Regions from separate parts of the Homo sapiens genome. Here region 2 is linked to region 1. A link is a loop called in an ENCODE intact Hi-C map of the cell type or tissue named here. Cell type or tissue: K562. All regions are shown on one strand. Links, peaks and the distances in the headings refer to the core of each region. The heading gives the core; the rest is flanking DNA.

The links. Peaks named below come from ENCODE experiments on the same cell type or tissue, not always from the same donor. Only the 100,000 strongest peaks of a DNase experiment are listed, where the experiment ranks them.
Region 2: a loop joins it to region 1, with 2.1 times the contacts of the local background. A loop is called at or near these places in 1 of 110 quality-filtered maps.

Annotation. Positions count from the first base shown.
Region 1 is chr13:111,032,749-111,048,944 of GRCh38, forward strand. No RefSeq gene overlaps it. Among named protein-coding and RNA genes, the nearest start is that of LINC00368, 55 kb to the right of the region's middle. RefSeq lists enhancers at 14,114-14,408, 14,192-14,361, 14,382-14,441. In K562, for the core only: a CTCF peak has its summit at 7,197 (motif pointing left); DNase peaks (open chromatin) are centred at 6,303 and 7,173.
Region 2 is chr13:110,956,876-110,973,071 of GRCh38, forward strand. It overlaps LINC00431 (long intergenic non-protein coding RNA 431), which reads left to right and starts at 9,152. Exons shown (of 2, transcript NR_126378.1): 1 at 9,152-9,244. It overlaps LOC105370364 (a long non-coding RNA gene), which reads right to left and starts at 14,790. Exons shown (of 3, transcript XR_931732.3): 1 at 14,636-14,790; 2 at 305-376. RefSeq lists enhancers at 112-1,311, 8,104-9,303 and a cis regulatory region at 391-954. In K562, for the core only: no CTCF peak of the experiment used is centred there; DNase peaks (open chromatin) are centred at 7,536 and 8,756; H3K4me3 peaks cover 3,051 bases.

The sequences.
Region 1 (16,196 bases), core at 2,882-10,881:
GCATTCCCCTGGTACCTCCTCAAGCCATCATGTCTGCCTTACAAGCTCTGGAGGGTTGAATACTCCTCATGCCCCATGCGCAGGATCATGCAGAAGCTCAGAATGTGCCCTTATTTGGAAATAGGGTCTTATACATGTGCTTAGCTAAGGATCTTGAGATGAAACCATCTTAGATGTAGGGCGGACCCTAGTCTAATGGCTGGTGTTCCCATAAGAAGAGGGGATGACACCACAGGAGGAGGCCATGAAGTCAGAGGCTGAGATTGAAGGGACACAGCCACAGGCCACAGAACTCCTGGGGACACCAGACCCCAGCAGAGGCCAGGAAGGACCATCCCTGGAGCCCGTGGAGGGAGTGCAGCCATGCAATGCCTTCACACAGACTCTGATGTTCAGAATCCTGAGGAAAAAACTGCTTTGTTACAGCAGCTCTGGGACGGTAAAAGACAAGCCAAGGCAGAAACAAGGGGGAAGAGATAGAAACAGAGAGAGAAAGAAAGGAGAGAGAAATGAAGAGAGAAGAGAGAGAGAGAAACAGAGAGAGAGAGGAGAGGGAGGAGAGAGGGTGGGAGAGGGAGGCACAGAGAGAGATACAGAGACAGACACAGAGAAAGAGAGGAGAGAGACAGAGAGAGAGGAGAGGGAGGAGAGAGTAACAGAGAAGAGAGAGAGAGGAAATAGAGAGAGAGAAAGAGAGAGAAGAAAGGATGGGAGAGGAGAGAGGGAAGAGGAGGAGGGAGTCCTCTCTCCCGGCAGTGTGTGTACAGGGCAGGGGGCGGCTGGAATCAGGAGGTGCTCGTGCTCCCTGCTCGTACCTCCATGAGCCAGGGTCCTCACTAAGGTATCTGCATGGGACACGGTGCTGCCTAATCGCGTCCAACAATCTGTTCCATGAAACTGCTTTGCCTCTGAATAGCGAGTCACAATATTGAGTCACAATTTGTATTAAAGTTGTGATATTTGATTTCACAATATTTGAAAGTCTATAAACTCCTCCTTAGAGTTGATTGAGGTTTTCCCCACCGTAAGCCTCTAGCTCCAATGCTGTGCTCATCACATCCTAGAAGTGACTTTATAGGTGGGAAAAGAAAAGAGAAAAACTGGGAAGAATGGCTTTTTCTGGAAGCAGTCCCCGAGCCTGTGCAACCTCCTGTTGCCCTGAGCCAGGAGGAGGCGGGCTCCACCACGTGGGGCGACGTGGACAAGGACTCCTGCTACTGCCAGAGGAGCCCATGAGAGAGGAGCAGCTCTCAGGGTCCAAGGATGGGTTGCAGGGTGTTTAAAGTAATTTTTAAACTGTTGGTTTTATTAATATCAAGTGGCATTTTAATATGACTGAAACCGTTAGTGAAAAGGTACCATGCTTATAATTGATCACAAAATCCCTTGTGTGGGCTATCTCATGCCTTAATTCTTCTCCTGGACAAGCTTGTCGTGGTCTATTCCTCTTTGTCTCTCCCACTTAACTTCAACAAAGGAACCGGAGGTGATCCTTTCCCCTGGAAGTCCTCTCTGTACGCCCAACTCCTGGCTAGACTCAGACGTGGAGTGGAAAAAATATCTGTTAAATTGGATGGAATAAACATCAAAAATCAGACATAAGTCATAATTAAAAAAAACAATATAATACCAGGTGTGGTAGCTCATGCCTATAATCCTAGCACTTTGGGAGGCTGAGGCGGGAGGATCACTAGAGCTCAGGAGTTGGAGGCTGTAGTGAGCTATGATCGTGGCACCGCACTCCAGCCTGGACAACAGAGTGAGATCTCACCTCAAAAAATTAATTAATCAATTAATTAAATTAAAAATAATCTAGTAAAACAATGAGGAATCAATTGCAGAATGTAAAAGGATTATGGTAAAAATTATTAAGAGACTAAGTGGTTCTAAGCATACATGTAAAAATAGACTCCATAAAGGACCAAAGAGACATTAAAGGAAAATTTTAATTGCCTAAATTATATTTATAAACAAACACACTGGAGGAGTAATGACAGATGACAGTATAATAACACATGAAGAATGCTTATGGAGCAACAAAAGACAAATATACTGTAGGAAAATGAGCAAAGGACAGGAACAGATAATACACAAAAAGCATAGAAAATAAATATCCTATAAGCCTATGGAAAACATTTTTTCTCACAAATAATCAAACAAATGAAAATAGTATATCTTCCCCAAATGAGGTACCAAATATCAGACAATTCTCACATGTTGTTGGTGAGAGTACGATTCATGTCCAGGGAATGTGCAACTCACAAGACCTTCTGGAGAACAGTTTGTCAGTATCTCTAAAGTCTGGCTCATGACATCTACTTCTAGGAACTTATCCTAAGGAGTTACATAGATGTTTACACAGATTTGTCTATTGTTATCTCAATAAGATTTTTTAAGTCTGTGAGAAGTTGAAAACAACCTATATATTCACTCATAAAATACATAAAACATAAACGATGGTACCTCCATAAGATGAAGACTGTAACAATTTTAGAAAATCTATATTTTAATCCTTATAAACAGATATTTATTTGTATGGGAAATATTAATAATATGAGTAATAAAAGGCAGATTACAAAACTGTATATAGCATGATTCTATGTTTATGTAGAAATTCTGTACACCTATGCAAAGTATTAACGACCATCTTATCTGTGTAGATAGGGTTATGAATGCTTTTATTTTCTACTTGGGCTTCACTGTATTTTTCACTTTTTAACTTATAAATGGACAAAGACTATTACTTATAAATAGTTCAGAACTATTATTAAAAATTAAGCTGTGATAGTGTAGTGGTAAATGAAATAGTAAATACAGTTACTATATTTTAATGATATTTAGGGAGGTGACTGAACTAATATTGAAAATGTCCAAAAACACTTTTGTTGACACACTAGTGAGCACATATTTTTTGCAAAGCAGCTTCATAGGGTACGCTGTGGTCAGATTCGACTCCCACATTCCCCAGAATGAACAGTGGCCTGGCTTGAACACTCCCCCTGCCATTCTTTCACCTCTCCGCAGAAGACACGCTTATCAGGTGATTTAGAGCTCTGCCAATTTGGGTGATTTTGAACAAAGATTATTCTCTTTGCTTACGTTATTCAGATGATTGATTAACTTCAAATTCTAACATAATTATCTCTCGACTACTTAATTTTCTAGAATAGGGTCTCTCGACGGATGACCTTTCAGCTGGAGAATTCTGTCGTGGGGCCGTCCTGTGCCCTGGCGGGCACTCAGCAGCCTCCCTGGCGTCTATTCGATGTCAGGAGCCCCTCCGCCCTCATTGTGGCAACCAAAGATGCCTGCAGACATTGCCAAAGGTGTCCGGAGGGGAAAATCACACCCAGTTAAGAACCACTGCTCTAAAAGAAGCATTGTTTTTTGCAATTAGAGAAACAGACTTGTCCATTTCTTTACCTAATTTGCACTCCATTTTCAAAATTGCTCCTAATTTTGTAATACTTTTATGTTTAGGCATTTAATACCTGAAGCATTACATCAGTAGAATCAGATGGAGAGCTCCATGACCTCTTTGACAGAGTATTATTAAGAAATAAGTTTCAGCCTGCAATTATAAAATGGGGTAAAATTATTCACTTATGGTATTCAAAATGCAATTTTTTTTTGGTAAAAAGTATTCCAGCTAAATTTTAAAATGGTGACCTGGGTTTTTTTTTGTTTTGTTCTTTTTTTTGTTGTTTGTTTTTTGAGACGGAGTCTCGCTCTGTCACCCAGGCTGGAATGTGGCGGCACAATCTTGGCTCACTGCAAGCCCTGCCTCCCAGGTTCAAGGTATTCTCCTGCCTCAGCCTCCCAAGTAGCTGGGACTTCAGGCATGTGCCACCATACTAGGCTAATTTTTTTTTTTTTTTTTTTAGTAGCGATGGGGTTGCACTATGTTGGCCAGGCTGGTATTGAACTCCTGAGCTCAGGTGGACAACTTGGGTTTTCATACAGCCCAGAGGAACATCTCCTACTCTTGGTCTGAACTTGAACTGCAGCTGAAAGAATGGTTAAAAGAAGAATCTGAGAGTTGAGTAGTGAGGATCCGATGGGCAGCTAAGGACATTTCTGCTGGTGAGCACGAAAGTGCCCAAGGCAGGAGTCAGATAAACATCCTTAAGAGATACCAGATTATTCTTTTCTGTAAAGGTAACCCGCCCTGGTTTTTTTCCTGTCCACCCAATAAATTTGCAGCAGTCAGTGCACATGGAAAGGCCCTGCTGCAGCCTTGGTTCCCGCCTGGGAACACGCTCCTTTGCGGTGTCATGGTTTACTCTGGGTTTTGCTTTAATCGTTATCTTAGTCTATTTGTGTCTCTCTCTGACTTGTAGGTTTTAACATGTGCTGACTTAAAGGAAGACAACAGGCTGTAGACAAGGGGTTGCAGCTCCAGTGCTCTAAGGTCCAGTGAGGTGGGGAAGTGGGGGGAGTGGCCCAGGCGATTGGGAGGGTGGGGACTCATGGGGGCAGCTCTGGGGACAGTGGAATTCATGCACAAGTGCACATCCCATATGGACAGATGGCCCTATTTTTAAAGACAAGTCAGAAATTCATATTTTATGTGAACTTTTCCTATTTTTAAATGTGCCTAACCAATTTAAAAGAGATTTAAACCATTTTGCAGCTCAAACACATTTCTGCAAGCCAGGCACAGCCCCCACACCGGGTCGGAGGACCATCTGTTCATTAGGAAACCTGTGTGGAACCTGTTTCCACACCTGGTAATAACCCTTCAGATGAAAACACTTTGCATTTAGATGTGGTAAGCATCTTGCCAAACCCCACTTCTGAAAATTCTGTAAACTCTTCCCACCTGCCTAAAGATGCCCTGGTGTGGCGCTCACCAGCCTGTCTGGCAGATGAGATAATTAACTCGAGGAAGCCTCTGCATGCAGGTCTCCTGGGCTGAAAGAGCACTGTGGATGGAACGCATGGCCCCTCCCTGCACACATGAAAAGGTAAGCTTGCAGCTCCTGGGAAGCAGGTGGGCCTGGGCCTCATCTCAGCCTCAGGCGGTCCAGCTGGCTCTACTGGACATTGAAATCCCAGGGGCTCTGGGACTGGAGGGATCAGGGCAGATTTTCTGCAGGTGCATGCCAGCGTTCTCTATCTTCGTGTGATAGGAAATGGAAGGAGAAATGGAGGGCGGTTCTAACAACAGGCAGGAAGCCAAGGAAATGCTGCAGCTCAGATGGGATTTTTGCACGTCTCACTCCTCTCTTTACCTCTTTGCATTCGGAATTCCCAGAGACACTTGGCAAGGAAAACGGCACTTTTCAGCTAGCATTGATATCACTGTTGGGTGATTATTGATATTCATATGCAAACCTGGAGATCTTTAGAGAAGGAAACGAGTACATAAAATAATCCACAACTTGGAGCTCAGATGCAGATCAGCGCCAGACCTTGGCTGAGATGCACGGAACCGCATTTAGGTCGTGTTGGTGGTGAAGTGCCTCCATCTCCCGGCAAAACGCGGCTTCACTCTTCACGCTGAGAATTTTTGACTGAAATGTGTGGTCTTAACCAATTCTATTCAGTTTCATTTAACTTACTTTTGTCCATAAATGGGGTAGAAAAGCTCCCCCAAAAATGAATTTATAAAAGCTTCTGAGTATCTGACCTATTACATTTAGAAATAGAGTCACATTCGAAGACACTAAGGACTAAGGACTTCCACACATGAATTGGAGGGAATGCAATTCAACCCATAACAACGGTATAATTATTATTGGCATAGAAGAGAAACCTAATCCTTGCCCCATTGATCAGTCGCTCCAAAAAATTTTTGGAGCAGTGACAATTTGTCATTATTTATTTTTTATTTCCTAGCAACACTTCACAAAACACACCTGCAGGGCAGTTTGACCTATCAATAAAACTAATTGAAATTATCTGTGTCTTAGAAAATTTGCAGTGCTTATTTGAGATGACTTGGAGACAGGAACCACTCCAGCTCACCATGGAAATCCTACTGGATATCACTGGCCTGGAAACAGCTTAATGTTTCTGAGCAAGAAAACGGACGTGAACATTAGGTTTACACAGATTCCTTGAGGCTCCACCTTTGGAGAGGCTTGCATCTATCTAGGTCTAGAGAGAATTAAAATAGAAATGAGCTGAGACAGCCACGGGGCCCCTGTGATCTGGACAGCGCTGTGACTCCCATGTAGACAGCCCTAGGCAACCGTGTCCATACAGAGGAGAGACCCAAGGCTTGGGTCATCCATGAGTGATTGGCACTTCTGGTTTGGACCAAAAGCTGTAAGCACTGCTGCATCTAGGAGATATTCAGGCTGAGGTCTGACCTCCTGGGGCTCTCCCTGCACCCACGGCTGTCTGGTTGCACACTCTACAGATTCAGGGATTTGACGTCCAGAAATGAAGGTGCAGGACAGTGGTGGAGAATGTGGGCTGACTTCCCACATCCGTTTACCCACAGGGAGCCACATAAGCCAGTAGTTTTGGGCCCTGTGTGTGCGTGTGTGTGTGTTTGAGAACTTATGTATTCCTATGATCTTTTGTTTCAAGATAACCAAAGAAAAATGATTCCTTACCTGTTTCTTGTCACCAGCCTGTGGACAATCCATGACATTTTACCCTAGGTAGTTCCTTCTTTGCTAATTCTCCCTATCTTCCTAGAAAGGATAGTTCATTCACTCATTTGTCAAGTATTTATTGAGGTTTTCTGTATGCAAAGCATTATGACAGAAACTATGGATGTGAAAAGGGTGATTAAGTCATAGACCCTGCTTTTAATTAATCGATAATCTCCTAAAGGAAGTTACCCAAAAGACTATGAATACAAGCAAAAATTTACACCAAAAAAGGTGTGTTCTGCAGTTGCGTAAGATTCTATAAATATCAGTTAGATTGAGGTAGCCGATAGCGTTGTCCGGATTTTCCACGTCCTCACTGACTGTTCACCTAGTTGATCTACCAATTACTGTGAAAGAGACGTGAAAATCTCCAACTATAAATGTGAGTTCTTCTATTTCTTCCTTTAATTTTTTTAATGTTTGCTTCATGTATGTGGAAACTCTTCTTAAGCATCCGCACATTTATGACGGTCATGTCTTCTTGATAAGTGACTTTCACTGCTACGAAACATCTCTCTCTACGTCTGACAGTACTCATTGTCTTGTGGTCTATTATCTGAGCCACTGCAGATTTCTACCACCATCTGCAGGGTAGAGCTTTTAATGTCTTGTTACTACCAACCTAGTCATGTTTCTATACCTACAATGCATATATTGCAGACAGTGTGGACTTAGACTGGGCACTGGAAGCACCACTATGGGAATTTGGAAAATTGAAATTAGAGACCCTTTGATGAAAAGGCAGCATTTAAAGTCATTGGGATAGATGGGCTCGTGGCAGGTTGGAGAGTGCAGAAAGAAAAGTATTACAGGAAGGACCCTGGGGAGGTCCCAACATGTAAGAGATGGACGAATGCAGGGAATGCCACTGAAATCAGGGAGGCAAGAACATCAAGAAGAAAGAAGCGACTGATGGTGTAAAATACGTACAAGAGTTTCGGTAGAATGAGGACTTGGGAGAAAGTCAGTTTTGACACAGCTCATTGTTCCTAATCTATCATCTGAGCCACTCCGGATTTCTGATAGCATCCATATGGTCTATTTTTTAATATCTTTTAATTGTTCTACTAAGCTCTTTTTGCATTTTTTCCTGATTGCTATAAAGTTAGCAACATCAGTTTGTAATTTCCCACTGTCTACTTAGTTATTGTCGTGCCACTTTATGTAAAACATAAAACAACTTTACCATCACATATTTTTACTTATTTCTGGCAGTCATCCTATGGCCATGAGATAAATCAACCTTGGATGACATTAACCTTACAAGCAGAGGGAGAAATAGGTCTATCGGGGTCTACAGTAACCTAATGGAATGCTGAACCAACCCGAACTAAGTCTAGGCTTTTTTTTTTTTTAGACAGGGTCTCTCTCTGGGACTACAGGCGCGTGCCACTACACCCCGCTAATTTTTGTATTTTTTGTAGAGACGGGGTTTCACCATGTTGCCGAGGCTGATCTCAAACTCCTGGGCTCTAGCAATCTGCCCACCTTGGCCACCCAAAGTGCTGGGATTACAGGCGTGAGCTACCCCATCCAGCCAGTTTAGACTTCTTGTTGGTAAGATAATGAATATCTTATTGCTTAAACCACTTATAGTCAGGGTTTTTCACGATTTGCAGCCAACCTGCTGTAACTGACAGAAGCAGCCTCTTCTTCACTGCGGAGTCACTCAGTACTGAGAATACTAGACGTGCTGACTCAGACAGAGCAGAGTGAGGGGAGGGGCACATCTCAGGGAAAGCCTTGGGAAGGCAGACCACCGTGCTCAACGTGACCCCTCTTCTGCCTGGGACTCTTAGCACTTTGCACATAACGTTTAAGCATAACAGTATTTTTTCAGAGTATAAGATGCTCTTTTTCACCCTTTTTGCTCTAAATAGTTCAAGAGAAAATAGGCATACTTTTGCCCTGTAACACTTTGCTTCACATGATTTTGGAAGACAGCAGGGTACAAACAAGACTTGTCCTATTTAGTCTTTGTCCTAAAAGCCACAGGTGGGCCGGGCACGGTGGCTCATGCTTGTAACCCCAGCACTTTGGGAGGCCAAGGCGGGCAGATCACTTGAGTCCAGGAGTTCGAGACCAGCCTGGCCAACATGGCGAAACCCTGTCTCTACTAAAAAATACAAAAATTAGCCAGGTGTGGTGGTGGGTGCCTGTAATCCCAGCTACTTGGGAGGCTGAGGTAAGAGAATTGCTTGAACCTGGGAGGCAGAGGTTGCAGTGAGCCAAGATTGCATCACTGCACTCCAGCCTGGGCGACAGAGGGAGACTCCATCTAAGAAAAAAAAAAAAAAGCCACAGGTGAATGACTTTGACTTATTTGTCCTGTTGCTGAGCTCATCTGTTGTCTTGTCTGTGAGCATGCGGTCTGTAAGGTAAGTAAATACACCATCTTGTCTTATGTCTCACAACCCTTTACCAGCCTACGTTAAAAGAAAGGCATACTCCCTCCTCTTCCTCACTTCTCAGTCATGTCTCAACTCCGAGAAGTGTGACTTCTGATGCATCATGGAATGGAAACCACACTCTTTAAGAGCACTAATCACTTCTCAATTCACCAATCCAATTGGCTTCTCTTTCGAGTCCTTGTTCTGCTTAAACTCTTCTCCATATTTTACACCATCAGCCTCTCCTTTCTTCTCGATGTTCTCTCCTCCCTGATTTCCATGACATTCCCTGCGTTCGCCCATCTCTTACATGTTGGACCTCCCCTGGGTCCTTCCTATAATACTTTTCCTTCTGCACTCTCCACATCCCATAAGCCCATCTATCCCAATGACTTGAAATATGAATACCACCTTTTCATCAATGGGTCTCTCATTTCAATTTTCCAAATTCCCATCGTGGCGTTTCCAACTCCCAATCAAACATCTTCGTTTGTTTACCCTGAGAGACTTCAAGCATAATATGTCCCAAGCTGAATGTTTGTTTGGGGACACATTATCTATTCCCTCTCCTGCTCTCCTTCCCAAATCTGTTTTTCCTCCCCAGTTCCCTCTCCTCTTACCTACTTGTCCAAACTCGAAATTCATAACTATAAATGTCTACTCTCTTTATTCCCCAAATCCACCTGCTCACTGAGGCCTTTTGATTCTGTTTATGATATTGTCCCACACTTTGCATCATTGGTCATGGGGCACACGGGGACCTGGGCTGGGCTTGAGGAGAGGAGGGTTAAGCCCTGGGGGTTGGGGCAGTGGCACACTTGCCTCTCTCCACAGTGGCCAGGAGACTTGGTCCCCAGGATGAGAAGGAACCATGTCTGTGCCCAATCCAGGTGGAATATGTCATCTGAGGCTGCCTTTCCACCCAGAGGGTCAGAAGTGGCCTGGGGCTCTGTCACCCGAGGGTGTGGTTGAACACTGAACATCCGGGGGATCAGTCCCTGTTTGCCTGGACACCTGAAGTGGCTGAATCCATTCAGAGTCCAGGTCCACAGGGGAAGTGAGGCTGCGGCTGGGACCCATCCAGCCTGGCGTTAGGCACTCAGCAAACTAGAGGAGGGGCTGGCACTAGCAGGGTTCATCAGGCTTTAGCATCAGTGCCTTTTCCTTTAAAGAAAGGTCACGTGGAACTCACCCTCAGCAGATAAGACAGGCCCCGAGGATGAAATGGGTGTAGAGCTCATGCCCCCTTGGCAATCTGACGCACCCTGACACAGAACAGGCGGTCGGTGAGTGCATGCTAAAGGCCATGACTGAGGGTGGTGTCCTACGCTGCCAATGTGCCTGCAGCCAAACAGTCCCTCCTCTAGTTTCCAGAACTTTCCAGTAAAATATACATGGGCCTCCAAGGAGGCACAGTGGTGAAAATGTTCTCTTACATGACTGCACAGTCAGCAGTGTTCGTGACTGTATACATCTGTTGAAACTCATCAATTTATGTTCTTAAAGTTGGTATGTGTATGTAAATGATATGTCAGTCAAATTGATCCCCCCCAGAATAAAAGAGCCTGGTGTTTATGACATTTGGAAGCTGAAAAGAAGTAAACATTTTAATACTTTTAATTAGCAACAGTAAAAACACGGGAAAAAAAGTCTTAATGGCTGTAAACAAATATGACTGAGTTGTCATGAAGTGTGGGATTCACACCCTATCTCCCTTCCTTCTGCTCCACGTTCAAATGACAGTATTGAACATATTGAAAGTATTGTCACCTAAATCTTGACCAAGTCCGCCCCCTTTGGCATCTCCGCTGTGGCTTCCCTGTGAGGACACAACCCCCTGCGTGGCCTCCCTTGGTCCCTCTCTGTTGCGCTGCTCTCCAGCGCACTGTCCCACGCCCTGAGTGTGTAGCGTCTGGAGGACGCGTGTGTCCCTGGGGTTTCTGTGCTCGTCATGGATGACAGCACAGAGTCCATGTCACGTGAAGACCCATGTTCAGCCTCTTCCTGCCCTCCAGGCCCATCCTCTGCACACACCCTCCCCTGGGGAAGGCCCTGAGGCTCTGGGGCCAGATGGCTGGGCAGTGAATCATCTTGTGGCCTCAATATCTCGTCTGCAAAACGGGTACCATGGTGATAAGTGACAGCAGCAACAACAACAACAAGAAAAACACACCAGGGTTTCAGGAGGGCCACGTGAATTAATATGAGCATGTTCAATTTACAGTAGTGCCTGCATCTTCTATGAGCTCAATATTGTGGGCCAGTGTTGTTTCTCATGATTTCTTGCCTCACAGCTTAAACTTCAGCAATTATAGAAATACTTGTTTGCTCCAGCACACACATACAAACACACATACACACCATGCACACACACACCACACACACACCATACACACATACACACCATGCATGTGGACACGCACACACATGCACATACACATACATGTGCACACACATATGTCACATATACACACATACACAGCACGCAGACGCACACACACCATACACATACACACACATATACATGGCATGCACATAGACACACATGCACATACACCATATACTCGTGTACACATGCAATACATATACACACATACGCAGCACGCACGTGCACACACACCACACACATACACACACATACACATCATGCGCATAGACACACACACATACACCACGTACACATGTACACACACACTACATATACACACATACGCAGCACACACACACACACACCATGAACATACACACACATATACACATCATGTGCATAGACACACACGCACATACACCACATACACGTGTACACATGCACCACATATACACACATATGCAGCATGCACACACACATACCCCCAGCCTCACCTCTGCTCCTCTGTCCCCTGGCCAGATACTGCCCTCTTGGCTGCCTGAGTCCTGGGTGCTCACAGCTCAGGACTCCTTCACAAGATGCTCCTCTGCCTCTCTCCGAGCTGAGTTAGGGACCCCTCTGTGCTCCGGGAATAAAGTGGGTCTGCTCTGCGTGGCCCCCGCACACTGGATAAAATGATGCGTGTTGACGGAATCCTGGCACTTGGAGGGGGGCGTGCATGCAGGTCCTGGAGAGGCAGGGGCACAGTCTGCGTCCTCGGCAGGGGGCCCCTCTATGAACAAACGTGGGCTCTGTTACACTCCCGGGGCCCCCTCTATGAACAAACGTGGGCTCTGTTACACTCCCGGGGCCCCCTCTATGAACAAACGTGGGCTCTGTTACACTCCCGGGGCCCCCTCTATGAACAAACGTGGGCTCTGTTACACTCCCGGGGCCCCCTCTATGAACAAACGTGGGCTCTGTTACACTCCCGGGGCCCCCTCTATGAACAAACGTGGGCTCTGTTACACTCCCGGGGCCCCCACTATGAACAAACGTGGGCTCTGTTACACTCCCGGGGCCCCCTCTATGAACAAACGTGGGCTCTGTTACACTCCCGGGGCCCCCTCTATGAACAAACGTGGGTTCTGTTACACTCCCGGGGTGCCCCAGCACTCCCTGCATCTACATCTGCAGCCAGGCCAACCCCAGTAGGGCCTGCGAGGAGGGGCCATGCCAAAGGGACCATGTGACTCTTCCCATCTGCACGACGGGAGTGGGGAATCTTCATGGGGGTGGACAGTGAGGGCATGGGGTGATGGTGGGTGATGCTGAGCCAGGCTGAACCCATGGGTGTGTGTTCACTATGTGGGGATTGCAGAATCCGTGTTCTAGTTTAAGGCAGAAAGGGCTCTGGGGCTTGCTGGCTAAAACATGGGCCTAGGGGTGCCCCGTCCTAAATGAAGTCAGTGTGTAACCTGTCTTGGGATGCTGTGGAAGAAACTGCAGCTCACAGCAGTGAGGGGAGAGGATGCTGTGAAAGAAGCTGCAGCTCACAGCAGCAAGGGGAGAGTGGACCAGCAGAGAGGATTGCCATGCAAGACTTGCTTATCCTGGGAGAGTCTGGAAACCCTACCTGACTGTGATAGCAAACCTGGGAGGGGATCTACACCCTTGCAGAGCTCTTCTCTGCAGCCCAGACCTCACAGTCAGAGCCACAGCCACCGCCGGAAAGCTAAGGGCAGCGAGAACCATCAGAACATGGTTTCAAGGTGGGGTGGTGCCCACAGGCACAGCAGAGGCCAAGCAGCAGCCAGGGGAGGATGGCTCCCAGGGCCCCGTGGCCTTGGCTGGTGATGGTGGTGTTCCTAGAAGGGAAACGGAGGGAAGCCTACTCAATTCCTTCTTGATCTACATAAACAGAGAAGTTCTAGGCCAAGTGAATGAAAGCCTACTCTGAATCATAAAAGCAGAGTGTTGCTGCCCCTAAAACAATTCCCAAACAGACTTGAGCCAGCTGACAGATCCAGAGCCCTCAAAGAAGAAGCCCAAGGAAGGACCCCACTCTCTTCCCAGAGTTTGTATTGTTACTCTTTCTCCCAGACCCCCCAAAAGGGACAGCCTTTCACCCACGTCACTGTGCACGGGAAAGGAAATAATCAGAACTTTCCAGGGCTATTGGACTCTGGTTCTTAACTGACTCTGATTCCAGAAGGACCAAAATGTCTGTGGCCCCCAATCAGAGTAGGGGCTTATGGAGGTCAGGTGGTCACTGAAGCCTTAGCTCCAGTCTGTCTCCCAGCGGGCCCAGTAGATCCCCATCTTGTGGCTCCTTCCCCAGGTCTGGGGAGCATAAGTGAAACAGACACACTCAGCAGCCAACAGAACCCCCTCCTACCCCTGGCTGTTCCCAGCATAACGTAGTACACAAACTATGCTCTCAGAAGCACTGTGGAATAGAAGAGCCATCTAAAGAGTAATGATATTATTGAACACGGTGCGAGCACCAGGGGTCCGCTCACTGGGTTTGTGTTTGCAGCTGGTGGTGTGGTTCTGACTACCGGCCATGGCTCTGGCCCATCCTGCTGTCCTGCTCTTGCTCAACGGGACCACGTGCAACAGGGGCACCTCCTGGGCCTCTGCAGACTTGGTTCTGGTGGGACAGCTGTCCCATCATAAGCTGCAGCTGTCGCAGCTGCTCTCACTCCCACATCCCTGGCACATGACCCTTCCATTCATGTTTTAGGATTCTTCACTAAGACCCCAAACAGCCCCCGGTTAACTTAGGTCACCTTGGAACACTTGGTGCACTTTCTTCCTCAAGTATGTGTTGAGAGAAGATTCAGAGACATGACTTCATTGGTGCTTCCGTTTTCTCTATTTACTGGGTCTCTTTGTTTTGATGTGGGGGTGTCACCCCATATTTTTAGAACGAAGTCCACATGACAATGACTCACCCCTTTTAAGCTCCCCTTGTGGCAGCACAGGGCTCAGCCATCTTTTACTTCATCTCACTGCCTTAAGAGTAAGCAGAAATTTGAAACTGAAAGATGTTGATTATAACAGTTTATTTGCTATTTCCTTCTTGCTCCATAAAATGGAAACCACTGCATTGAATCTCTTTACTTGTCCAGTCACCTGTATTTATGCAACTGCATTTCATATCAAATATGAAATAAATGATCCAAGATGCCCCTAGATGATTCTACAGTCAAATTCAGAAATTATCTTGCTAACTCTTGCATTAAAATAAACTGAAGACCAGGAAGTAGTGAATTGCCTCAGATTACATAAAATATGACATAATATTATTAATTTTTAAGACACTTAATTTACACGAGAAATAAGAAAAGAAAAGTGAGAACTGAAAAGGGAAGTGCAAGGCACAATGGGAGTAAAACATGGGCTGGTGAGGGCACAGCCAGGCCACCTCGCCCACCCTCTAGTCCACAGCCCCGCAGGCTGGGCCACCTCGCCCACTGTCTTGTCCACAGCTCTGGCTCTGCACTCAGCATGCAGTAGGTCCTCAATCAGGACTCGTTAAATGATCACTAAGTAAACAGACAACAGAACACAAGCCCAGTCACCACTTTGGTTGCTTTTGTTCATGAATTGACTGTACATGAAATAGAAAATAATATCTATTATCTATGTACAGGAAAATACCAATTCATTGTCAAAATCTGGTTGTAAACATAGAAATGAGGTAAGAAAATGCAAAGTATGGCATGATGAATCTAAGCTCTGTGTCTATATCTTCTCTACTTTGTTATTTAAAATATGAGTTTCACCATTTTGGGAGGCTGAGGTGGGCAGATCACCTGAGGTTGGGAGTTCAAGACCAGCCTGACCAACATGGAGAAACCCCGTCTCTACTAAAAATACAAAAAAATTAGCCGGGCGTGGTGGCAAGCACCTGTAATCCCAGCTATTCAGGAGGCCGAGGCAGGAGAATCGCTTGAACCTGGGAAGCAGAGGTTGCAGTGAGCCGAGATCGCGCCATTGCACCCCAGCCTGGGCAACAAGAGCAAAATTCCATCTCAAAAAAAAAAAAGTTTCTGAAAAGTCTTCAGCTTTCCCTCTTTCTTAGGAATAGGATTTGTGTTTCACAATATGTACAGTTAGGGAGACCCAGGTAAACATGCTGATGCTGGAACAAGAACGAGCCTCAGAAAAGTGGAGTCCTGTGGTTCTCTGTCTTCATCAGAAAAAGAGGACAGTGTATTTATTTTTTAAATCAATAAGTTCCTAATAAAATTGAGAGGACTGAGGGTCTTTTTCTTTCCCTTTAGATAAAATTAATTTTAAGGTTCTTTCTAGAATGGCAAAGTCATTGTAGGGGAACAGACTGGCTCCCACGTGAGTCAGGGAGGACAGTAGACAAGGGACCAGGCAGTGCCCTGGGGCAGGTCGGGATGCAGAGAGTCACTCCCTGAAAACCTGGAAAGAGGATCTAGGGCAGAGCTCCTGTGGGCTACCTCTGGTACCGTGGGCTAGCTCTGGCCCCGTGGGCTAGCTCTGGCACCTTGCTACCTCAGCTTGCTCCACGCACACACTCTCAAACAGCAGAAGGCACAGCTAGCCAGGTGGGAGAGATGGCGTGTTTGTGGAAGGCGTCCACATGAAGAGTGGTAGTGATAAGTCGACATGCAGCAATGTCCAGTCCATAAAAAGGATATGCATGTCCATCAGTGAGCACATCCTTGTCAAAACATTTTCAGCAGAAGTAGAAATGATGTAGGTGTAGGGACATACTCCACAATATCAGCTCCTAGAAGCATCATGGAGAAATTTCATTAAATACCACCTACAGAAATATGATGGAAAACAGCTATGGGTCTTTGTAAGCAA
Region 2 (16,196 bases), core at 3,884-11,883, 75 kb before region 1:
AACAAGCTCCCCAAACCAGATGATGCAGACGCTGAGGGTCCTTGGACCTCACTTTGAGAAGCAAGGCTCCCACGCACTTTTTAGGTGTAATGGTCTAAAATTCTGTCTTCCTTAATTTCTTGAGAGTTTGACTCTTAGATGTCAGCAGTAAAGCTATGGGCCATTGGTATATGATTCTAGCCCCAAACCAATCAGTTCCCTCCACTGTCTGCAGTTGGTACCAGGTTATCTGGGAAAAAGCCACAGACAACCATCCAGTCCCCTTCATGTACAGGCCAGAGGTTGATAGGAGGGGCTTCCTTACCAAATACTGTGGTCATATCGTCATCCATATTTTTAAAACTTGACTAACTTGACGGCAGTCCAGAACTTGAACCTAGGGGGAAATAAAAGCCCTATAGTTTAACAATGTTCATTGAATTTGCATTTGCTTCTCTTTAAATGGATACCGTTTTGTGGGTGCCCACCAGCCCCCTCTAGAGGAAGGAGCCTGTCACGCGTATCCATATAGAAGACCACCTAAACAGGCTTTGTGTAAGCAACAAGGCTGTTTATTCACTTGGGTGCAAGTGGGCTGAGTCCGAAAAGAGAGTCAGCGAAGGAAGATAGGAGAGAGGCAGCTTTATAGGACTTGGGTAGGCAGTGGAAAGTTAGAGTTGAAGGTAGTTATCTGTTGTCAGCAGGAGAGGGGGGTCACAAGGTGCATGGTGGGGAGATCATGAGATCCATTGTCCAGGAGAAGAATGTCACAGGGTCGATTGATCAGTTAGGGTAGGGCAGGAACAAGTCATAATGTTGGAATGTCGTAAGGTTGGTTAATCAGTTAAGGCAGAAACTGACTGTTTCACTTCTTTTGTGGTTTCTTGGCTGCTCCAGGCTTCTTGGCTCCTGCTGGGCATCTGGATATATACGTGCAGGTCACAGGGGTTACAATGGCTTAGCTCCAGCTCAGAGGCCTGACAGAGCCCTGCCTGAGTTCCAGTCCCTCCTGCAGGCCATGAGAGATGGCCCTGGGAAAGTTCTTTGGGATTTGGGCTTCTTGTCTGGAAAATGGGGGGAAATGTTCATCCTCGGGGTGGCTGTGAGGATGGAGGACAATTGCCCAGGAGCTCTGAGCTAAGCCTGCCCTCCTGGTCCCTGGTCCCTTGAGAGGCCGAGACAACATCCTGGTCCCAAGGATGTCTAGGCTTACCCAGCTGTTTTGAGGTAAGCAAAGTAAGAGGGCACATCTCCTTTTGTGAAAGCAACACTTTGACCTCTTTCATGACAGCACCCGCAATGCATGCACCTGTGTCAGAGGCGTTTGAACCAGAGCCACTCCATCTTGAGTAGGGGCTCGGTAAAATAAGGCTGAGACCTGCTGGAGTGCATTCCCAGGAGGTTAGACATTCTAAGTCACAGGATGAGGCAGGAGGTCAGCACAAGATACAGGTCATAAAACCTTGCCGATAAAACAGGTTGCAGTAAAGAAGATGGCCAAAACCCACCCAAACCAAGATGGCAACAAGTGTGACCTCTGGACGTCCTCACTGCTACATGCCAACCAGCGCTATGACAGTTTATAAATGCCATGGCAATGTCAGGAAGTTACCCTATATGGTCTAAAAAGGGGAGGCATGAATCATCCACCCCTTCTTCAGCATATCATCAATAAATAACCATAAAAATGGGCAACCAGCAGCCCTTGGGGCTACTTTGTCTATAGAATAGCCATTCTTTTATTCCTGTACTTTCCTAATAAACTTGCTTTCACCTTATGGATTTGCCTTGAATTCTTTCTTGCGTGAGATCCAAGAACCCTCCCTTGGGGTCTGGATTGAGACCACTTTCTTGTAAAATCTTTCCGGTGAACCATGGAAGAGATGATACTAAAGAGACCCCCAACCCAAAGGAAATAGACTGCACACTGATTGGCTGACCTTGTAAGTCATTTGCATTTACCCGGGTGAAGGGTGGGATTGGGTTAGAGGCCCAACTTAAGGGAGTTAGAGTCTCTCCTAAGACAGAGTGGGTTAAAGGCAACTCTTAATAAAAGGCAAGAAAGCTTGACTGAACTTGGGTTCAAGGCCCAACTTAGGAGGGTTAGAGTCCTTCCTAAGATTTAGGGGGTTAGAGGCCCCTCTCAGTAAGGTCCCTCTCAGCTAAGAACATGTTTGGCACTAAGGGATGTTAACTGCTATTCTCTTTGGATTAATCTGCCTTGCACTCTTTGCTGATGGCTATGGGTGACAGAATCATGGGACATGGGGGGCTTTTTGCTCCCTAAAGGGGGAAACTTGAGAGCTGATGGGACTGCTGGAAAAGATCCCTTTGCTACTGACAAGCGGCTGCCCGAACTTTTCAGTGTCACTACAATGGCTGGGTCTTTCTCTGGCCTCCTTGAGCTCTTCACCTTCCCCACCCTGCCACAGGCACTGCTTTCTCTCTCTTTCCTTTTCCTTTCTTATCTTTTCTATTACTCAGGGCGACCATCTTGCCCAGAGACCACAAGTTGAAACTCCCGGTTGGGGGTTGGATTAAAAGTGATGGGGCCCTGAAACCCCGTCTCTACTAAAAATACAAAAAAAAAAAAATTAGCCGGGCGTGATGGCGGGCGCCTGTAGTCCCAGCTACTCTGGAGGCTGAGGCAGGAGAATGGCGTGAACCCGGGAGGCGGAGCTTGCAGTGAGCCGAGATCACACCACTGCACTCCAGTCTGGGCGACAGAGTGAGACTCCGTCTCAAAAAAAACAAAAAACAAAAAACAAAAAAGTGATGGGGCCCAACCGGGGGCAAGCTTGAGCTTTGCCAGTTTGATATTGAGTGCTAAGCATAGTGGCTAATGTCCATGTTTTGTCATGTATTTTGCTCTGGCCAGAACAGAAAAAGATTATTTTCCTTTGTGTCGCGGCTTTGTCCCCAGGGCTGTGGAGCAGCGAGCCAGGTCACTAGGGCCATTCAGGGAAAGGGAACCCACCAGCCTGGCATGCCAGCAAAAGGGAAAGGATTTCTTACCAGTCAGACTTCTGGCCTCTCTCGTTCTCTCTGTGCAAACCATTCTCTCTCTCTGTGCCCGTTGAATGAATGGTAAAAATCAGTTTATCTCTTTCTATAAAGTTTTGATTAATAGGAAAAGGGATTCGTAAGGCTAGTCTTAAGCTGTAGTAAATCTGGTGTGCTTTGCATATTTTTCTGTATTGTTCTGTCATAAAGAGGGGTAACTTAGGATAGAATGCAGGCTTAGGACCCCATAAGCCTGCTGTTCAAAATGGCCTTGCAAACTGGTCAGTAACAAACTTTGCTGCAGGTCCCTGAGGAAAAAAAAAAACTGAATAAAGTTTTCCTCTCATCTTGTTTCATGTCCTTGGGAGCTTGACCTTGTAACCATATGGCGGTACTTTCTCTTGGTCTCTGTCATCTGGAGAATAGGAATTTTGGAGTTCATGTAAGTTAGCCCTAAAAATCATCTCAAGCAGTTAAAAGCCTTCACAAGCTCAAAATCTGCTGCTCTGGGCTCCTTCTGATAAGAGCAATGGAGACTGCCCAAGGCTGTATGTAGGTCAGTAGCTAAGGCTTTCTCTCTTCACAGTGGCGGCCCAGGTTCAGGGCTCAATTCCTGTCTTAAAAAATAAGTCCTTTCTGGTTTAATATCTGTGTAAACATTTGTTAATTCTCTTCCCCTCCACAAATGGTTTTAAATTTTCCTTTCTCTAAGCTCCTGGGAGTTTACCTTTGGTAAAGTTCAAAAGCCAGAAATACTGGCCGTTTGGCCTGGCTAAAGTTGGGTAATAAGAAATTTAAAAGGTTTTTTTTTTTTTTTTGAGCTCAGTTGGGCGTGGTGGCTCACGCCTGTAATCCCAGCACTTTGGGAGGCTGAGGCGGGCGGATCATCTGAGGTCGGGAGTTCAAGACCAGCCTGACCAACATGGTGAAGCCCCTGTCTCTACTAAAAGTACAAAATTAGCCAGGTGTGGTGGTGCATGCCTGTAATCCCAGCTACTCGGGAGGCTGAGGCAGGAGAATTCTTGAACCCAGGAGGCAGAGGTTGCGGTAAGCTGAGATCACGTCATTGCACTCCACCCTGGGCAACAAGAGCGATATGCCATATCAAAAAAAAAAAAAAAAAAAAAAAGAAAGAAAAGAAAAAAAAGAAAAAAAGAAAAATAAAGAGCTCTGTGGTTAAAAATCAGCTTAATTAAAAGCAGATATTCAATTTCTAACCTGCTGGAACTCCTTGGGAAAAACAGAGGAGGCACCACAAACCCCATTTTGGAAAAATTCTGTTTTTCTCATAAAACCCCAGGAATTAAGAATGGATACGTCCCTCTCAAAATCTAAGGCTCTATTCTATTTTACTTTGTGTTATCTGACATTTATGACTTTTGGGGGTATCAAAAATTACTTCACATTATAAAAAAGCTTTGGTGTATAATAACTAGGTAAAAAATGTAATTTTATGAATGGCTAATGGCAGTTATGGGGGGATATGCTGCTCTTTGCACATTTGGATCAGAGAAGCATGCTCTTGGCCACCTAAAAGTTATGGAAATGTGTCCCCTAACACACACACTAAGAGATAAGACTCCCATGGGGGAAACGCTGATCACAGAATGGGCTAATGCTCTCTTTTTAGAATCCAAAATCTGATATAAAAATGAGACCTTTAATTTTGGGGGATTTGTTTTGTCTTCCAGCTGTGCCTGCTTATTAGGCTGTAGAAACTGTTTTCCCAGCCCCATTTCTCCAAGGGCTCCACCCTGAAGCCAGTAATCAAATTAAAAAATTGGCAAATGAAAAATCTTACATGCACTAAATATTGGTATGTGTTCCAAAATTATGGAAAACTCTTATAATTCTAATAGGACTTCGTGTACATTATCAGTAATAATTATAATTGTTGTGTTATTGTGTGACGCTGAGGTAAAAAATTTGTTAATTGTGGTTTTGACCATGGCTACCCTAAGACTTTGCCATCCACAAACAATTGTCTTGTGCTAATCTCCTTCAAAAGGTGGTTTTATAATCAACTATAGGACTTTAACAGGTATGCTTAAATGCAGGTTTCTAATAACTTTGGAGATTGTAACATTAGAATAGAGGAAAAAAATTTTCAGCACTCATGGACAGCTAAAATGTTCATAAATATCAAACCAGAGTTATGCATGGACCAAACTAATAGAAGTCTAAAGTAGTCTTTTATCCCTTGTTTTGTTTTTCGGAGTCAAGGAAACTTTTCTTTTAAGCTATTTACAGCTTTTAACAATTAAGTCTACTCCTGTGAACAAAAGTTGAAGCATATTTGCCTCTCTCTACCTGATTTCTTCAGAATTTGGAAACTATTTGTAAGTATTCTTATGGCAATACAGTTATTTGCATAAGTGAAATAAAAATCTGCTTTCTTTTGCAACAGGACACAATTAAAGAAACTGGTTATTTTACCAAGGATTTCACTGGAGTGATGTGCTTTCCTTTAAGGAATCAAGCTTAATTTACAGAGCCAATGAAAACCCTTTGGGGGCTGGGCACAGTGGCTCATGCCTGTAGTCCCAGCATTTTGGGAGGCTGAGGTGGGCAAATCACATGAGGTCAAGAGTTCAAGACTAGCCTGGCCAACATGGTGAAACCCTGTCTCTACTAAAAATACAAAAATTAGTTGGGTGTGGTGGCATGTGACTGTAATCTCGGCTACTTGGGAGGCTGGGGCATGAGAATCACTTGAACCTGGGAGGTGGAGGCTTCAGTGAGCCAAGATTTTGCCACTGCACACCAGCCTGGGCAACCGAGCAAGACTCTTGTCTTAAAAGAAAAAAAATCCCCTTGGTAAAACTGGCCTCATACCTTGTCTACATAGTCCCTGTACAGGGTTCCTGACCTGTGTTAAGTAAAAAATGTCACTTTCTGACAGGCCCAGGAGCCCCAAGTTATCTTAAAACCTCAAAAGAAAAAAATTCACCCAACTCATATAGGTATTTGAGGATACAAACCCATGTCTGAACTCTGCTTTTAAAAAAACTGTCTTAACTGAGATTCCTTCTATGGAACAAAATTCCATCAAAGCCAATTTTAAAAGCCTGTGTGAATAATAATTATTCTTGCTGCACTTTATACAAATAATCAGGCCAAGTATAATAAAGCAAATCAGTCATACCACAATTTGTCTTTGGTAAAAATGGGAGATGGGAAAGAAAAAACATTATGTTTCAAGAACTATGGTGTACCTGTTATTAAATTCTAGTCTCATCAGTTGTTTTTAAGTTTTTTTCCTGCAATTTAGACTAACTTTTCTTATTCCTGTGAACCAACCAGTGATCTATGACTGCTGCTCAGAAGAAACAAGATGTATGGGTAATGTAAAAGTCTAAATCAATATTCTAATTTTGGGCATGTATTAAAATCAGCTAGCAATCCCATATCAGCTCAGTTTCAACAATTGCCCATTTCATAAAATGCCTTCTAATTTAGTTTACTTGGGATAATTTTACTTATTTTGCTTTACTGTTGTAAAACATATTGCCATTGTACTCTTTGTGTAAAAAGCAGAATAAGCTTACCAAATGTTCTCTTAAATTAAACACTTATTAATCTTCCAGATATCACCTTTTGCTGGAACTCAAAAGTTATGAATGGCCCTTGCCACACCAATGCTTTCTAATTAAACTCCTCTCTACCCTGAATGCAAGAAACTCAATAGTTAGGAATATCATTGCCCCTGTTCAGCCTAAAAAAATTACAAAAGATGGTCTTTGACCCTCTACAACTCTTAGGATTAAGGGTTCTCCTATAAAAGAGAGGGAGGGAAATGTCAGAGGTGTTTGAACCAGAGTAACTCCATCTTGAGTAAGGGCTTGGTAAAATAAGGCTGAGACCTGCTGGAGTGCATTCCCAGTAGATTAGAAATTCTAAGTCACGGGATGAGATAGGAGGTCAGCACAAGATCCAGGTTGTAAGGACATTACTGATAAAACAGGTTGTAGCAAAGAAGATGGCCAAAACCCACCAAAACCAAGATGGTGACGAGTGTGACCTCTGGTCATCCTTACTGCTACACTCCCACCAGCACCATGACAGTTCACGAATGCCATGGCAACATAAGAAAGTTACCACATATGGTCTAAAAAGGGGAGGTTTGAATAATCCACCCCTCCACCCCTTGTTTAGTATATAATCAAGAAATAACCATAAAAATGGGCAACCAGGAGCCCTTGGGGCTGCCCTGTCTATGGAATAGCCATTTGTTTATTCCTTTATTTTCCTAATAAACTTGCTTTCACTTTACTCTACGGATTTGCCTCAAATTCTTTCTTGCATGAGATCCAAGAACTCTCTTGTGGGGTCTGGATTAGGACGCCTTTCCGGTAAGACCTGGAAGCTTAGAAACATGTTCTGGGGAAATGGGAAACAGTTTGCAATGCTATGGCTGCATCATGAAGACCTGGCTTCATGGCTCTGTTTTAGGAGGGGCAGGACTCAGAGAGACGGGCCACCCCCTTTCTCCTCCTTCGTAAGCAAAGTGATTTCAGGGTGGCCCCATTTGCAGATAAGAGGTGGAGTCATGTGGGTGAAATGCTGATGTCTGGAATGTGGGTTATTCACAGGACCTGTGGCCTCCTGACCTGTAGCCTCAGCTGCCTGGCTGATAGCAGCTGACCCTGCTGAGTGACTCCGACAGTGAATGGTGATTCTGAGCACTTCTTTCTCCTTGTTAGCCCCCAAACAATGGTTCCTTCCTTCTGCCATTCACAGTTTTTCTTTATTGGAGGTGTGGTGTCTCAGTGTCCTGGGGCATTGCTTAGGCTCAAGGTCAAGGTCAAGGTCAGTCTCTTCCTCCAGCCCCGAGGTTGGGCTCAGCAGGGCCATGCACCTTCCCTTTCCTAGTGCACAGAGCTTTCCAGTGGTGTCTTCTAGGATCTGAAGTTCCAACACTAAACCAGTGACAAAGCTGATTTCCAAATGGCTTTAATGACAGACAATCTACACACCAATCAACTAGTCTGAGCACATGAAGGCTCAGAACAATGAGGACAAATATGCAAAAAGGTCTGAGATGTGATGACAATTGCTTCCCAGTATGCTGACCTTCAGTAAATGAAACAAAGTATGGTTCTCTTTGGATGAGACATTAATGATCATTAAGAATGGGTACGGCTGCATCGTGCAAGTGCTTTGTTAAAAATATTCTTTTCATTTTGTGTCTGTCCCGTAATTATAATGGAAGTATTGTGCAAGTCAGCCAGTAAGCATGTGCAGTAAAATATTTGGGTTTTATAACATCAGTGTGGTTTTTGAAGTTCATTGTCAAGTGGAGTGGCTTTGCCATATCCTTCATGTGTCACCTCTGACTTCAGCCTCACGGTTTAAGATGAACCATGATGTTCATCTTAATGATGAATGCTGTGTAATCATGATGTTAAATATGAGTTATAAATTTCTCTTCAAAGAATTAATATGACAGTATGTTCAATTCTTTGCCTTCTACTTTTAAACTTAACTTCCTTGTAAAGCAACCTTTTCTGATTATCTACTCCACCCTGACTCATTCTCCACCTTGACTCATTCTGATTACCTACTCCATCCTGACTCATTCTCCACCCTGACTCATTCTGATTACTTACTCCACCCTGACTCATTTTCCACCCTGACTCATTCCGATTACCTGCTCCACCCTGACTCATTCTCCACCTTGACTCATTTCATAACCGTTTTTCCCTCCAAACAACTCACCCTGTCACTCTCTTTAAATTACTCAATCAGAATTAGTTTAGCCTGTACGGTCTAACCCTAGCCAATAGGGGAATGACAAAGCAGTAGGGACCATGTGCATAAGGAAAAATAACCCCTTTCCCTCCTTTGTCCAGGTGTGCACTCACCAGTCCTCCATCTGTAAGGGCATACCCTTCTATAGAAGTACCTTGCCCTGCTGAGAATTAAAAAGAAAATTTTATATTCGAGTGCTATTTCTTTTGTGGCACCGAAACTTTACTTATAACAATTTGGGGGCTCATCCGGGATTACATTCCCCTCCGGGGGTGGTCTCTGGTTCTCTCTTGTGAGGAGGTGCACCCCACCCCACTGTGGCGGCCTCAGGGGTGAGAAATCAAGACCCACCCAGTGTGAAGAATAACCTGAGCTCTCAGCTACATGGAAAGAAACTGGCTAGCAACCTAGCTTAAAGCATCCTCCATAAGGGCCACACAAGTGTGTGCATGGACCGAGGAAAAGACACCATGGGAGCCGGTAAAGTATTTCCTTGGTGGTTGGGAGCAAGGTAAGAAAGCCGTGGCAGGGGGTGGTGAAGTACTCCTTGGTCAGGGTGGCTTAGAGGTTAAAAAGAGGTGAGACATCCCCATTGGCAGGGACTGAACCTCACACAAACCTCCAGTAATAGAAAAGGCAAGTATGTTCCAGTGGTGGAAATTGAACCTCACCCCGAAAGGCAAGAAATTTCCAGTGGGGGGAATTGAGCCTCACCCCAAAAGGTGAGAAATTTCCAGTAAGGGAAATTGAACCTTGAACTCTACCCCAAAACCATCAAGATGGGAAATACCCCAAGCAAGACAGGGAGCAAGAAGGATAAAGATGGTAACAAAGATATCCCCCCAGATAGCCCCCTAGGTCTCATGCTAAAATACTGGAAAGATAATGAAAGGATAATGAAAGGATTAAACATAGGAAAAAGCAACAAATGATAAAATATTGCTGTTTTATTTGGACTCAGGGACCCATCCTCAGACCCTCAATCTTCTGGCCAAGGTTTGGATCAAATGAGGGTGTAATGTGTCAGCTTCTAATCTGATACATTAATGATAAAAGTCCAGTGTCCCAAGAAGAACTAGGCTATGCCCTTTGTTGGAGGGAAGGACCTGCCCTTCTTTTTCCCTTAAAAACAGATAGGGAAGAACCCAATCTAGCACATCAAAATTAAAAGTCAGAGGAGCCAGCTCTCATGCCTAAAGACTCCAGTGCATGGGATCCCCTAGACTATCTTCCCCCATTCAGTGTCCTCAGTCTTTCCCCTCAGACAGCCATTGCCGCCTCAGATCCCTTTCCAAATTTCCCCTCTACTCACGTTGTCCCTCCTCCTTATAACCCTGACTCTTGGGAATTACTGTCCCACCAGCCTGTTCCCTCCCAACCTAAATATCCCTCTCCAAAAGGACTCTAGTGTGAGGTAGAACAATGTAAAAAAGATATTCAGAATTTCCCATTTCTCTCTGTACCTAAGAGGTCAGCCCTGACCCTCTTCCCTTTGAAAGAGGTACCACGAGGTGGGGAGGGCCATTGGCTTTGTAAATGCTCCCTTAACCAGTTCAGAAGTCTGGAATTTTAAAAAGGAGCTTAAACCACTACTAGATGACCCTTATGGAGTGGCAGACCAAACTGACCAATTCTTAGGACCTCAGTTATACACTTGGGTGGAGTTAATGTCCATCTTGGGCATCCTCTTTTCAGGGGAAGAAAGGAGTATGATTCACAGGGCTGCTATGGTAGTTTAGGAATGTGAGCACCCTCCTGGTGAAAACTTTCCTACCGCAGACCAGAAATTCCCTGCCCCTCGAGACCCCCAGTGGGACAATAACGATGCAGGTCACTGGGAAAATATGCAGGAACTAAGGGAGATGATAATAAAAGGAATTTGGGAATCAGTACCCTGAACCCAAAATCTTTCTAAAGCATTTGTTATACAACAGGAAAAGGATGAAGGGCCTATGAGATTCCTAGACAGACTGAGGGAGCAAATGAGGCAATATGCAGGCCTCAATTTGGATGATCCCTTTGGGCAAGGAATGTTGAAATTCCAGTTTGTCACTAAAAGTTGGCCAGACACTTCAAAAAAGTTGCAAAAGATAGACAATTGGGAAGACCGTCTGCTAAGTGAGCTCCTCAGGGAAGCTCAGAAAGTATATGTGAAAAGGGATGAAGAAAAACAGAAACAAAAGACAAAACTTATGTTTTCCACCTTCCAACAGATGGCTCCAAACCCAGGTACTTCTAGACAGAGTTTCCAGGGAGCCAGAAACTATAAAGGGTCTAAACCCTATTTTAAAGGACCCAGCCTCCATCTGGAGGACCAAGGTCCAAGTTTACCAGGCCCCCTAAAGAGTATGGGGGAGCAAAGTTAAAGAATCCCAGAACTAAGAGGAAGGAAGGACAAGATAAGTGCTATAGATGTGGAAGAACAGGCCACTTCAAGAGAGGATGTCCTGAACTAAGAAAGGAGAAAGAAGCCCTTCCACTCATGACTTTCAAGGAAGAATAAGGGAGTCAGGGGCTCTGTCTCTTTTATCTTGAGTCCCACCAGGAGCCCCTGATAAATTTGGAGGTGGGACCTAAACATGAGCTTATCACTTTTTTAGTTGATTCAGGGGCTGCTCACTCCTCTGTTTGTTTCCCCTCGTCTAATGTTGTCTCCTCCTCAGAGGAACTTTTAGTCTCCAGGGTAAAAGGGGAAGGGTTTAGAGCAAACATTTTAGAAAGCACAGAAGTTAGATACGAGGATCACTCAGCTCATATTCAGTTCTTGTTAATCCTTGAAGCAGGAACTAATTTACTGGGGAGGGATTTAATGTTAAAGTTGGGCATAGGTCTACAAGTCAGCCCAAGAGGATTCCTCACTTCATGAAACCTACCCACCAATGCGGATGAAAAATATATTAATCCTAATGTCTGCCCAAAGAAGGAAACTGAGGGAAACTCCAAGTCCCTCTGATCCACATCATGCTAAAAACCCCGGGAGAAGTAGTAAGAAGGAAGCAATACCCTATTCCCCTAGAAGGTAGGATAGGGTTGAAACCTATAATCAAAGGCCTTATTAAGGACAGGTTTCTCAAGCCCCGTATGTCTCCATATAACACCCCAATACTGCCAGTCAAGAACAGACGGGTCATACCGGCTAGTACAGGACCTTAGAGCTATCAACCAAATAGTCCAGACTACCCACCCCATTGTCCCCAGTCCTTACACCATTCTTAGCAAGATTCCATATAATCATCAATGGTTTACTGTAATAGATTTGAAGGATGCTTTTTGGGCATGTCCCCTGGCTGAAGACAGCTGATATATTTTGAATGGGAGGATCCCCACTCAGGGCGGAAACAACAATATCAATGGATGGTCTTGCCTCAAGGGTTCACAGATTCCCCTAATCTTTTTGGCCAAATTTTAGAACAAGTACTAGAAAAAGTTGTCATCCCAGAACAAATATGCCTTCTTCAGTACGTGGATGACATTCTTATACCTGGTGAAGATACAGAGAAGGTAACTGACTTCTCTACACATATTCTTAACCATCTGCAGTTTGAGGGGCTACAAGTCTCAAAAAGAAAGCTTCAGTATGTAGAGCCCGAAGTTAAATATTTAGGCCACTTGGTAAGTGCAGACAAGTGAAGAATAGGGCCTGAATGAATCGAGGGAATCATGTCCCTACCCTTGCCTCAAACTACCAAGAATGAAAAACTTGCCCAGCAGAAGCCTAACCATCTCCTGTGGACTTCTGAGGAAGTTTATCAAGTTGAGGAGCTGAAGAAAAGGCTCATAGCTACCCCTGCTTTAGCCTTACCCTCCCTAGAAAAGCCATTCCACCTTTTTGTTAATGTGGACAGTGGGGTAGCTTTAGGAGGCTGACTCAAGAACACGGAGGCCACCAGCAGCCTGTAGCCTTCCTATCAAAGGTCTTAGACCCAGTCACTTGTGGATGGCCTCAATGCATCCAGTCTGTCATGGTTACAGCAATACTAGTCGAGGAAAGCAGAAAGTTAACCTTTGGAGGAAAATTGACAGTAAGCATGCCTCACCGAGTTAGAACTATCTTAAACCAGAGAGCACGGAGATGGCTTACTGACTCAAGAATCTTAAAGTATGAGGACATTCTGTTAGAAAAGGATGATTTAACATTGACCACTGATAATTCACTCAATCCAGCAGGTTTCCTAACAGGGAATCCAAATCTAAGGAGGGAACACACATGTTTAGATTTTTTAGACCAGACATAGGAGAAACCCCCTTCTGGACTGGACAGCACTTATTCATAGATGGTTCCTCCTGGGTGATTGAGGAAAAAAGACAAAATGGGTATTCAGTGATTGATGGAGAAACTCTTACAGAAATAGAATCAGGAAAATTGCCCAACAGTTGGTCTGCTCAAACGTGTGAGCTGTTTGCACTCAGCCAATCCTTAAAGTAACAGAACCAGGAAGGAACCATCTATACAGATTCCAGGTATGCCTTTGGAGTGGCCCATACATTTGGGAACATTTGGACTGGACGAGGTCTCATTAATAGTAAAGGTCAAGGCCTTGTTCACAAGGAGCTGATCACTCAAGTATTGAATAATCTTCAGTTGCCGGAAGAAATAGCTATTGTCCATGTTCCCAGCCACCAGAAAAGCCTTTCTTCTGAAAGTCGAAGAAATAACCTAGCAGATCAGGTAGCTAAGCAGGCTGCTGTGTCTTCTGAAATGCGTATTTTTCACTTAACTCCCTGTCTCCCTCCTCTTACAGTAATCCCCATTTTCTCTTCCACTGAAAAAGAAAAACTAATAAAAATAGGCGCTAAAGAGAATTCAGAAGGAAAATGGGTACTGCCAGACCAGAGAGAAATGTTGAATAAACCCCTTATGAAGGAAGTCTTACCCCAACTACATCAGGGGATCCATTGGGGGCCCCAAGCCATGTGTGATGCAGTTCTCAGAGTTTATGGTTGTATAGGGACTTTGTATGTCTGCAAGGGGACAGAGATGGGGGAGAAATTAAAATACGGACTGGGTATTAGCTGCTATAAGGATTTTTGTTAATTTTGTTAGTGTGATTATGTCATTGTGGATACATTAAAAACAGTGCTTTAATCTGTTAGCAAGAAAACATTTTACATGAGGTGATAAGACACCTGGGGCAGTGCTAAAATATTCCTGATAATGACAAAAGTGTGTGTGTGTAGAAAAAGCAAGATGGAAAAATGTGCACAATTACTGAAACTGAAGGATGAATATGTGGGTGTTCATGGTATTCTTCCTTGACTTCCTGCAAGTTAGAACATTTCCATAAAGTAACAAAAAGTTAAAATATATAATGTATGTATGGAGTTCTGAAATTATAAATGGCTTCAAATACAGAAAAACTTCTTAAATTCCTCCATTGCCCAAGGAATAAATGTCCAGTGGTAAAAAATTCAGGGAGATAGGCAAGGATGATGTCTTCATCTATTTGTTCTGCTATAACAAAAATACCTGAGACTGGGTAATTTTAAAAGGACATAAATTTATTTCACATACTTCTGGAGGCTGGGAAGTCCAAGATCAAGCCACTGGCTTGTTTGGTGTCTTGCAAAGGCTGCTCTAAGCATCCACGATGGCGCCTTGTTGCTGAGTTCTCTGGAGAGGAGGAACCCTGTGTCCTCACATGGTGAAAGTCAAGAGAGCCAAATGCTGCACAAAGCCTCTTTCATAAGGGCCTTAATCCCATTCATGAGGGAGCACCCTTTTGACCAATCACCTCTTAAAGGTCCCACCTCTTAATGTTATCACTATCAGTTTAAATACCTGAATTTTTGAGGGGACACATTCAAACCACAGCAGAGAAGGACTCATGGGAGAAGAGACTGTCACCTGCCTGATTCAGACCCATGGTTTTCTGTTTGCCCAACCATCTACTTGGGACTCTACCTGAATTCATTCTTATTGGCCAGGTCTTCACTTCTTGCCAGCAGCACAGCAGGAGGACAAAGCAGAGGGTCCCGTCTCCTTGGCTCACTGCTGTGCTCCCTCCAGCTGAGGGAGAAGGACCTTATAAAAGTCTTAAGTGTCCCAGCCTTGGTCTCCAGGACAGTGTGGAATGTCAGGACCTGTGACATCATGACCAGGAAGGGAGCTGCTGGCATCTTGCCTGGGCTGAGCAGAGTTTCTATCCAGTCTATGACTGGGTAGGAGGGAGGAGGTTGGTGGGAGTCTTAAGGTAACAGAGATCCTCTCTCCCATTGCTTTTTATGGTGACTTCCTCCATCCTGAGGACTCTGAAGACTGAAGGGGTAGACACTAATTAGAACTCTAAGTGCCAGTAGCCAAAAGCCAACAAAATCTGCTCCCATGGAAAGAGGTGTATTTGAAGGATGCTGGAGAGGTCATTGAGTTACAGAGCAAGTGCCAGAACCAACAGATCCAGAGGGTCTAATCACCTCTTAAAGGCCCCTTGAGGAACAGAGCCTTGAAGAACAGAGGCCCGTGGCCCCATGTCCCTTTCCACTCTCTCCCACCCTCAAAGTTCCAGGGTGGTGAAGAACAGGAGACAGATGACCCAGGTTTCAGCATCCTTTCCCTCAAACCTTCTTTCTCAGCATCAGTCCCAATCTCCCCTTGGCAGTGAGACTTTCATCACAAGAGGAGAACATGGCTGCATTTCCATGTTATCATCCTCCCAGCTTGATTTCCTAGACTTTCTAGAGCTTTCTTCATCAGCACAGTGACAAACCCCAAAGGAGTCACTCTGGTTGACCCCCCTGGATCCTATCTCACCCCTGGACTGACTCCTATGTCCAGGGCTCAGAGTGGGGCACCTGGTTTAGACTGGGCCAGGAGTGGGGTCCCGGGTGAACAGCCCTCAAATCTCAGCTCCATGGTAGAGAGGGAGAAAGAAGTGGTCCTGAATGTACAACCGTGCCTCCTGAGACCAGGTCAGGACCCTAAGGATGGCTTGACCACCAGGGATCTTTGACCCTATTTTTTTATTGCTGATATGGGGGTTTGAAAAGACTTTCTCACTTTAAACATTATTTTTCACCTCGGAATTCTTGTTTGATTCAATTTCAATTAGCTGGGCTTTATGTTTTATTATTACATTTTCATTTCCCTTAAAATGAATGCATGGATATTATAATCTGTGACTTCACTGTGTATCATTCTAACAATGAAATGATTGGGAATGATACACTTGGCTCAGGCTGTCTTTTCCTCAGAATTTCTTAAAAATAATATTTTATTTTTTGGAGTAGTTTTAAGTTAACAGAAAAATTGAACAAAAAGTTTCCATATACCTCCTTATAAATTTTAGAGAAATACTGAATGTTGCTGTGGAGAAGTCTGAGGCCAATGTGATTACCGTTCTCTGCTGTGTGAGATTTACTTTGCTGTTTGAACACGTGAAGTATTATTTCCTTATCTTGAAGTTCAATAGCATAATTAGGATTTATCTTGATGTTTTTATTCCCCATTAAGTTTCACAGAAAAAAAG